2 separate regions of the Mus musculus genome follow, and region 1 is linked to region 2. The links are chromatin contacts, found by Hi-C or POLR2A ChIA-PET in ENCODE. All regions are on one chromosome and are shown on one strand. Each heading gives the region's core, a stretch centred on a gene start or an enhancer-like site at or near the end of the contact. The rest is flanking DNA. Distances are from core to core; before and after follow the strand shown.

Region 1 (4,858 bases), core at 203-2,702, 250 kb after region 2:
AGGCAACTTGCTGCTCTTGGCTTGCAAGTGACCGTTTAGCACGCGGGTGTTTCAGGGAAACTGGTGGGCCTGGAGATTGATTAATCTGCATCCTGTGCCTCCTGGGGCTCCCAATCAGCCTCTTGGCTCCTGGAGCCTCCAGCCTCTGGTGTCGCAAGGCTCACAGGGGTGAGAACGAAAGTGGCGCAAATGTCACCAGTGAGCAACACGTCACTGCTTGGGTGTCATCTGGCTTGTCCATTTACTTCCAGGTCTCTCTTGTGTATGAAACTGGTGACAGTGACCACCACGCTTCCACTGGCCACAAAATGGCTCCTGTCCCTGGACCTAAGGGTGGTTGTATGTTAGGCAGCTGTGTCTGGCTCCTCCACAGGACCCACCTGAGCTACTCTAGCCAGGTTTGAAGATGGACGTGAACACAAAGGACTGCAGGGGACTTGCAGAAGGCACACGTCAACTGCATGTGGAAAAAGACTTCTGGGCTCCTGATGCAGGGAGTCAACATGGCAGAGTGGCCTGTGCAGCCCCTGAGAAGAAACAAGGCCTAAAGGATGTTCAATTTCTCATTTCTACTTTTAGGAATGGATGGTATTTTGTTGGGGCCGGGGAGGGCCAGAGCAGGGCTGGGAATATAATGCACAGACTTCAATACATAAATGTGTAAGGTCTGCCTTTGTTTCGAAGTACGACCCTGATGAAGGACCATGGCATTTTGCTCATTATTAATGTGCTTTGAGAATGAGATTTCCTTTGGAACAAAGTGGCAAATGAAAACGAGACAGGAAGTGGCCCTGTAGCCCCAGACTTTGAAAGGTGTGTGGCTTGTGGATCAGCACAGGCTGCGGCTCCTCATCCGGTGTGCAGACCTACACTAACCTGACCTGTTCTGACTCAGCGTTCACTACCTCTCTGTCCCCACAGCGTTTGGATGGTGAAATTATAACCATCCGTTTCCTAAGTTCTCGGGGGACACTGTAGTGACATCCTTTCTATGGAGAACACCAAATTCAGAAGGATTCAGAACAAGGAGACTCTTATGGAGAGCTACCGTCCACCGTAAGTAAGAGCCAGTCAGTGGAGAGTCACAAGGTCAACTACTCAATTCAGCCGAGGGCCATGGTTGAAAGACTATAACAGAGGAAAAACTCAAACAGTGGAGAGAAAACTCATGGTCCCGGGCATGCGGCCATCTCCTTTGTGAAGTGTAAGCATGAACACAGGGAGTGAGGAAAAGCTGAGAAGCCACAGGAATTAGGCCTGCAGAACTATCGCCTGGCCTTCCTGACAGAAAGAAGTAGGCTGGTGTATGGGAGCCAGCCGCTAAATGTTCCCTGAAACTGCAACACCTCTGAGAGTCAGTGGTTAAACTGTTACAAGTTAGCCACGGCGAGGTATTTACATGGTAGAAATCAGTTAACACTGTGGGTCCTCTCCCATCTCCTGGCACACAGAGAGCAGGCCTGTGAAAGTCCTGCTGACAGCACCTAGCTATCTGTGAGCCGGCAATGGTAACTCTCACCACACACAAACCTGAAGCTGACGGTGACCTTAAAGTGCCTCATTGTACAAAGCAGCAGCCTCTGCCAACATCAGCTCCAAAGTTCCAGGAACAGACTTGGCTCTCACCTACAGCTAAGCATGCTGAAAGTCTCCAAGGGCTTCCAGGGCTTTGTCAGCTACATCCACACACCTGACGCTTGCTTAGGACCACAGACAGATCTTCTCACATGCATGCGTGTGTCATATGAATCAGATATCTCCTGAATGACTCCCCTGGGCACCGCATTTCACTGAGCAGCCGTTGTCCCAGGGACGGGCCCTCTGGAATGAAGGGAGCAGAGACAGGAAGGACTGCAGATATCTGTCGCCCCTGCACATGATCATCTCTTGCAGCTGTTGTAGGCTGTTTCCTCCAGGCTGCCTTGAATGAGAGCATCTGTGATCACCCACAGGAGACACTCACCAGGACCAGCCTATCAACATTCCCTTACGGGTGGAGAGAGGACTGCTAGGCTAATGAGCCTTTACAGATCCCCACATGAACCCAACCCTTACCCAGGTCATGTAAGACCTAATACGTGGACTGGGGATTGGGACCCCAAAGAGTCTTTAGTGCTACATCTTTTCATGATTCATCCACGCCACAGATGGGGCTCTTCAGCGGCATAGCTATTCATAAGCTGCCCAAGAGACTTCCTGTTTTAGATAGGGTTTTCCTGCTGTGAACAGACACCACGACCGAGGCAACTCTCTAATTGGACAACATTTCATCGAGGCTGGCTTACAGGTTCACAGGTTCAGTCCATTATCACCAAGGTGGAAGCAGGGCAGCATCCAGGCAGGCATGGTGCAGGAGGAGCTGAGAGTTCTACATCTTCATCTGGAGGCTGCTAGGAAAATACTGCCTTCCAGGCAGCTAGGGTGAAGGTCTTAAAACCCACGCCCACTGTGACATACCTATTCCAACAGGGCCACACCTTCTAAAAGTGCCACCCTGGGTCAAGCATAGGCAAACCATCACACTTCCCAAAAGGTCTAGGGGCCTTTGAGTTACCCATGCACCCGGAAGTAACTGCACACAAGCTCAGGTTCAGGCAAAGCTGGACGGGATCCTTTCTCTGGTCCGCGCTTCCTCTCCGCCTAGTGCTAACAGTCTTCACCACAGCCGTTTGCATCTGCTCTTCACAGCTCTAACAGCTCTCTGGCTGGCCTCATCTAACACCCGTCATTAAATATTGTACATGATGGGGGAGTATTCCCTGCGGTGCTTCCTCCTCTGAGCTGAAGAGCGGGTCCACCTTTCTCCCACAGCTAACACTAGGACTCCGTGGTGTCCAGACACAGGGTCAGCTTAGCTCACCAGTCTCCCAGCTACTTCCTACCTCTCACCCAATGTGAACCCACTGAGTGATCTCATCTGCATCCCCAACCTGGGACTTCCCTCTTTTGCTGCCTTAACCGCCTCCCCTGATGATTTCCCTTCTACTTACAGGTGGAAGATGGGCCCACTTCAGAAGAACTGGCTGTTTTATCTGACTAGAAGATTCAGCAGGGGCCTTATAACTTCCCTCTTCTTTCTCTTCATCCCCCACCCTCTAGCACACCCAGTTCCCAGCTTCCCTGACTAAAGTTTCCTTCTCCCCTAGAATGGGAGAACCCGTATACCAGAACTTCAGTTCAGCTGGTCACTGTGGCATCCTCAGCCACGCACCGTTCCCAGAGCACTGACAGCTCAGGAAATATTGGAGGAAATGTGTAAATAAAAATCCTGTTTTCTAGACTCATACCTGTGGTTCTACTTCCAGGCTTCCTCCTGCTAACTCGGCTGCCATATCTCCCGCCAGCTCTGAGCTACCTCTCCACCCAGCCCATCAGCAGGCACGGACAGTCTGCCATCACACCAGACCTCTGGTCCAACCGTAGGCTGCCACCTTCCTGCAAATGTCATGGGCCAACTATGAACCTCCCATGTGAACAACCGCAGTCACTTTCTACCTGACTGTGCGCTTCCAGACTAACCCTTCATGCATGTCCTGACCCCTACACTTCACACACCCCACACACCCTACTCAGAGCCAAATACCTTTTAATTGATTGTATTTGTATGTGTTTGTTTATGTGCACTGCACACGTACGAATATGTGGACAAACAAGCCACAGTTCACATGTAGAAGTCATAGGACAAGTTTGTGGGCTTGGCTCTGGTGATTGAAGCCAGATCACCATGCTTAGCAGCAAGCCCCTTTAATGACTGAGCTATCTCGCTGGCCCTAGAGTTATACATTAAATATTTTAAAATTATATGTACTCGTTTATTAGGGAGGGGAGTGTGTGTGTGTCATAATGAGCATGCGGAAGTCAAGACAGCATTTAGGAGTTGGTTCTTTTGATGTGGGTCCTGAGAATTGAACTCAGGAAGCCCAGCGTGGCAGAAGGCACCTTTACCTCCTGAGCTGTCTCGCTGGCTCCAGTCCACTGAGGACTTCTGATGTCTCCACAATGCCCCAGGCCTTTCACTTTGAACACACTCGGTCTGTTTTTTCTGAAGTGTGCATTAAAGGCCGCTGAGCCTTGCTCAGAGTTTTGGAATAGGATATGGAACAAAATGGGGAAAACAACAACAACAACACAACAAGATCACACTCCATGAAGCTTCTCTTCTGCAACAGGAAACAAATAGCAAGCAAAACCACTGGTAATCATTATGTGGTGTCTAACAGAGAGCGGTGACAGGGGTGGAAAACTGAATGACATTTAAAAGGAGCTGGAGATGTTGGTTTAAGGCGTGTGGGGGCAGCCTACAGCATGGAATTGGTCCATAGGATGCAAAAGGAAGAGAGCAAGCCAAGTCCTGCAGGAAGGAGCGTGTCTGTGGCAGAGTTCCTCTCGGTGCTGTGACCTCCAGGACACTCGTGCATAGGATTACAGGAATCTTGAATACATATGTGATTGCGATTATGAAAGTGAAAGTCAAGCAGGGCTGTGCTTTCCTTTTCTGGGGAAGACCCAGGTGGGGCTCCTGGTGCTCCTGCCTCATGCACAGCTGTGGCTTATCCACGGGCTTATTTTATAAGGCAGCAACTGCGACAGATCTCCTGGGTTCCCACCAGCTCTCCAGAGCTCTGCTGGGTACACATTGAGCTGAATGCTGAGCTGAGCAGGATCACAGAGGCATGGCCAGGCTGAGTTGGTTCTGGCTCAGTCATCTTCTTACAACCCTCACTACATGTCCATCTTCCCCATCCAGATACCTACCCCTCTGACTCCAGACATGGAATTAACAGTCTCACGTAGAGGTGTTATCAGATTCCAGAGCCCCGGGAAACCAAAGCCACCTCCGATTGATATTTTTAGACCT
Region 2 (5,168 bases), core at 761-3,260:
CTGCTGCCTTCGCTTAGGGGGAAAGAAGGGAGCTCCAAGGGAACAATGCTTGTAATTAATAGACGAGAAAGACGAGGCCGAGCTGTCCCCCCCACCCCTCCCTTCCAAGGGCTGTGTGCTAAATCAAGCATGCTGGAGCCTGTTCCTGCGCAGGCAGAGGCACCGCTGATCAGAAGGTGCCGGGACTGAGCACCCTAAAAGATCAGAACTTTAAATTAAACCCAGAGCATTTAGTTTTCAGTATAAAAACCTTCCCCTTGAGCTCTAGCGTACTGGGCGCCTGCGTCCCAGTTTTATTTTAAAGTTATAAAGATTTGTCAACAAATTGGACTTCCAAAAATGCCAGTGGAGGTTTGGTGGACTCAGACAGGCTCTGCTCACGTCCTGGCCCGGTCTCTCACTCACCATTTGGGAGACTGTGGAAACCGCAAGGTTATCTTAACCTCCATTTCTTCATATTCTTCCTGTGCACTGGGTTGAGAATTTAATAAGGAGACTCAGCTTTTTTACTTCTCGAATGTAGCTGATGAGGAAGAGATGGCCTCTGGAATGAAGACCCCCCCCTGACGAGGTGATTGTGATTTGTCAGACTCATTTCTGTATGAAGAAGAAGAATACTCTATTCCCGTTGTCACCAGCAAAGGTGAGGTCGCCCAGCAGGTCCTCGGTGGTGAGGTTGCAGGCCCAGCTCGGAGCACAGTGTGCCCAACCATTCGTCAACCATAGGTCAACCCATACATCCACCATCCATCAAATGTCACTCACAGCTGCAGACGGAGCGGTTCAGGACTGGAGATGGTGAGCCCTTCTGGGTCCTACAGTCATCCACACACATTACTGTCTTCCACACTGCCTGTCTGTGGTATTTGAAGACAATTCTCCGCACCGTTTCCTCCCCTGAATGATTTTTCCTGAAGTCTTCTGATGATTTTTATTGTTGTCGGTCTGTCTCCGCCTCCTGTTTTGGTCAGGGGAAAGGAAGGAAAGAGACACGGGAAGGTTAGTTAATGTTTGGAGAAAGGAATTTGCTCTTCTCTTTTAACTCTTGGAATGTACGTCGCTTCTCTGCATCTGTCCTTCACACACTGTGAGAAGAGCTCTGTTAACAGTAGAGGATGGCAGGTAACCACAGGGACACTGTGGCCACCACCTGACTGTCACCTGCTTCCCCTTTCAGTGCCTGTAACACTCGTCGAGCCCTGGGGCAGCCATCAAGCAGTTTGCGTCCCGTGCCTTGGGTCCTTTCATGCACACTTTTTTCCCAGTTGCATTTGGAAGGTTGAAACTGGGAAATGTGATCACTTCTGGAAAGTGATTTCTTTATGCAAAACCCCCCTGGCAACCGGTCTTCCCCGAAGATGAAAGGACTTTGTAAACCCTGTCTGCTCATCCTAACCCTAGCCTAACTACCTTTGGAAGAAAGCCAACCTCATGAGCCTGGATGGACTGGCAGATTCCCCAGGAGCAATCGTCTTAGTTTTGCTCACTTACAAACCAATGTTGCTCGAAGCCTGGCACTGGGGTCAACCAACTGTCCATGTGTGTGAACATGCTTGGGGTAGCATTCTCACTTAGTCCATTCACAGAGCTCTGCCACACTATTCTGTGAACACTCTGCTGATGACCGTTCATTCGGCCACCCACCTGCTGCTCATTGTTCTTGAAGATAGCCTTCTGGCTTCGTGTGTGTGTGTGTGTGTGTGTGTGTGTGTGTGTGTGTGTGTGTGTGAAGTCTGGTCCTCCAACACAGACCCCGTGGTCACTTCCCCTCTGGATCTAGTACTTATCACTCTGTCCACAGGGAGCTGTCCCTGGGATGTGGGGGCCTCAGTGTGGAGGCTGGTCATTTCTGCCTGTCAGCAGGGAAGCCAGAGGCCAGTGTGACCTTCCCAGCCCCAGCCTGAATGTCCTATGGAAAACTCCAGCGGGCAGCTCACTGCTGATTCAGGCCTGGGCCTTCAGGGCTGCCTTCTGTGCCAGCCTCCCGTCGCCAGCTGAGCGCCAACCATGTTGAGTTTTTACTACTACCGAGAAGAAGGCAACTCACTCCCTGTGGTCTCGGGAGGAAGCCTGGTCTTACAGAGGGGACTGCTTCCAGACGGGGACACCAGGTACCTCCCTCTCTGCTCTCCCCGTCCAGCACCCTGGTCCGCCTTTGCTGTGGTATGAAAAGACTGTGGGAAAGCCCCTCTGCTGGAATGTTCAAACCCTGACTGAACCATCCCCAAAATATTTAGACAAAGCAGCTACAAAAGCCAGAGCCCGGTTCCAAACGCAGCAGCAGCAGCAGCAGCAGGGAGCTGTGTGCCCGCTGATGTGTTTACTGTGTGCTGAGCAATGTCTGCAGGACAGGCTACTGGGAATCCTATTCAGGGAAACACTTCAGAAAATAAATAGGCACGGGTTTGTGTGCTTATATTCCCTTCCAAATGTAGAAAGGGATAATTCACATTTCGAGCAGCTCAGGGGATCTGTAAGAGGATAAAAACCTGTATTTATCTACTCCAGTGATGGAGAAAATTATACTGGCACCCAGAGTGGATTGTAGAAGTCCACTGTGCTCTCTGAGCTTTCTCTCTCCCTAATCAAGTAGGCAGGATAGCTTTTGGATCCCACCGTGTTGTCTGGTAACAGTTGCTGGAGCTTCTTCATACAGCCCCTTTTATAGAAATAGCCTGCGGGGTTTTCTTTGTCATCTTTCTCCTCCTCTTCTTCCTCTCCCCCCTCCTCCTCTTCCTCTTCTTCTTTAAACTCAAAAAAAATGACTCAGTTGGCCTCATGCTGAAATCGGAGACTGCAAGAAATGGCTTTCTGCCCAAGAAGCTAGGATAATCCAAATCCTTCCTAGTAATCGATGCTGGTGTTATCTATGTTCCTGGAAGAGTTCTGTGGCTGTCTGGCCTATGAAGAAAGTGGTCCTTGGCTATGTCAATGGAAAACCAGCACTCAGGAAGGATGGATACACAGCTGCTCCGCCTGTCCCCACCCCCTCACCCCCAGTGTGACTTGTTTCTCCCTTGGTGTCAGCGACTTCAAAGGTCGATCTATAGGATGTCATCGCCATCATTGGTTGCAATCTCTCGCTTGTGTGGCCCTAAGTACAGTGATTTAGTGGCCAGATTTTTTTTTTTTAATCTGTAGCCAATTGTGGAACACTCAAGCTTTTAAGAGGATTTAGAACTTTTAATTCACTAGTCTGATTTATCCTGGATTTTGTACTTAAATATGACAGCCGCCAAACAAGAGTCCCATGTTTCCTTAGAAAGTCTTCTGTGTGTAAAAAAAAAAGGCCGAGGAACAGCTAGATTTATCAGCAGAGAATTGACAAAGGGAGAGGAAGAGGTGGAGGGGTGTGTGTGTGTGTGTGTGTGTGTGTGTGTTATGCGTAGAATGGAAAATGACAGAAGCTGGCTTAGAAAATCCTCAGCCAGGGCCTGGAGAGATGGCTTAGTGGATGAAGTGCCTACGGCTCAGGCATAGACCTGAATTCAGAGACCAGCACCTGTATACAGTCTGGGGCCATTGGCTTATGTTGATAACCACAGCAATGGGGGTGGACACAGGCAGCTATCCCTGGGCCTTGCTGGTCAGTCAGCCTAGCTGAAAGGTCAAGCTGAGGGTTCAGTGAAAGATCTGGTCTCAGTAAGTAGATGGGTGGATGAGTGGGTGGGTGGGTGGGTGGGTGGGTAGATGGATGAATGGTTGGATGGGTGGGTGGATGGATGGATGGTGGGTCGGTAGGTGGGTGGGTGAGTGAGTGGGTAAGTAGGTGGGTGGGTGAGTGAGTGGGTAAGTAGGTGGGTGGGTAGGTGGGTGGGTGAGTGAGTGGGTAAGTAGGTGGGTGAATGGATGGGTAGATGGGTGGATGAGTGGGTGGATGGATGGATGGATGGATAGATGGGTGCGTAGATGGGTTGGTGGGTGAGTGCATTGATGGATGGATGGAAGGGTGGGTGGATGGGTGGGGAGGTGGGTGAGTGGGAAGGTAAGTGGGGAGGTGGATGAGTGGGTAGATGGATAGATGAGTGGGTGGGTAGATGGATGGATAGATGGGTAGGTGGGTGAGTGGGTGGATGGATGATGGATCAGTAGATGGGTGGGGGGGGGTCGAATGTGATTGACAAAGGCAGAAGACATAGTCCTGCAGCTTGCATATGTGCATGCATGGGTGAAGGTGGCAGGACATGCCCACCCTTCTATACACATGTGCAAAAGAAAGCCCATGGCCAGTTTTATGCTGTGTCTGACTTTGTCTCTCAGAGTTCATGGGGCAGTGACTGACTGCTGATTGACCGTGAAGCTGAAAACTAAAGAAATGCCCGTGCATTTGTTCATAATGAGGAGTACCTGGAGTTGTTCTGCACTCTTTGTGCCTTTGTCAGATTCAGAGAAAGACCTTTGTCCCTTGACCTAGCTGTGGGTAGTGCCCAGCGCTACTCTGTGGGGTTCGGTCCATATGGTCTAAGTCCTTATATAGAAAAAGGCCTGCAAGTACCCGGGCAAGGATTAGAGCCACATTCAGACGTCCCGACTCTACGGGTGATAGCCCACTGAGGATGTAGCTAATCTGGATCTTTCAAAGCATCTTTTCCCTTCCTTGCCCCTGCAGGGGACCTGCTGCCTTCAGGGAGCTAATTAATTAGCCTGGTCTCCCAGAGTCTAGTGATCTGCTTGGTTGTAGCTGCTGATGTTCAGGTAGACGGTGGCTCCTTTTTACCTGCTAGGACGAGGGCACAAAGAATGCCTCTGACTGAGCCCAGGGCAGGGATTTTTGCTCATAGGAAGGGGCCCTTTAGATGGTGTATTAAAGACCAGGCGGACTCTGAGATAAGCATCAGCTGAGTGACTTGTCCTGGGACGCTTTTGATAGTGATATTAAAGTGACCGAATGCTCAATTTGCTGACAGTGCTGGGGACTTCACTTGTGAACTTCACCTGTGTCGATGCTGAGAGACACCTCGCAGGCGTCTAGGGGGATGGGGTGGAAGATGGGAGCCATGTCGAGAGATGGCCATAGAGAGCAGCATACTGTGTTCTCTCCCACAGCAGAGTGTGGATGGCCCACCAGGATCGTGGGCAGTATCTTCCCTCTCTGTCTTGTCTTGATGCCACAGCACAGCTAGACCCTTTCAGTGATAAACCATGGTAACTTAAAAATGCCCGTGACG

What was found. Hi-C counts contacts between places; a loop is a spot of excess contacts on that map. ChIA-PET counts read pairs that join two places held with the same protein, here RNA polymerase II (POLR2A).
Region 1: a loop to region 2 is called in a map of T-helper 17 cell, with 2.0 times the contacts of the local background. The contact joins two enhancer-like sites. A Hi-C loop is called at or near these places in 1 of 37 maps with a recorded cell type or tissue (T-helper 17 cell). POLR2A ChIA-PET finds 5 or more read pairs at or near these places in 1 of 5 experiments (embryonic stem cell).

Annotation. Positions count from the first base shown.
Region 1 is chr19:56,678,564-56,683,421 of GRCm38, forward strand. No RefSeq gene overlaps it. Among named protein-coding and RNA genes, the nearest start is that of Gm32492, 12 kb to the left of the region's middle. Within about 2 kb of position 1,453, at least 1 of the 3 ENCODE cell types and tissues checked has a DNase peak (open chromatin) inside an H3K27ac peak, as active enhancers do.
Region 2 is chr19:56,423,754-56,428,921 of GRCm38, forward strand. All of the region lies in intron 2 of Casp7 (caspase 7), which reads left to right. Among named protein-coding and RNA genes, the nearest start is that of Gm46657, 29 kb to the right of the region's middle. Within about 2 kb of position 2,011, at least 2 of the 3 ENCODE cell types and tissues checked have a DNase peak (open chromatin) inside an H3K27ac peak, as active enhancers do.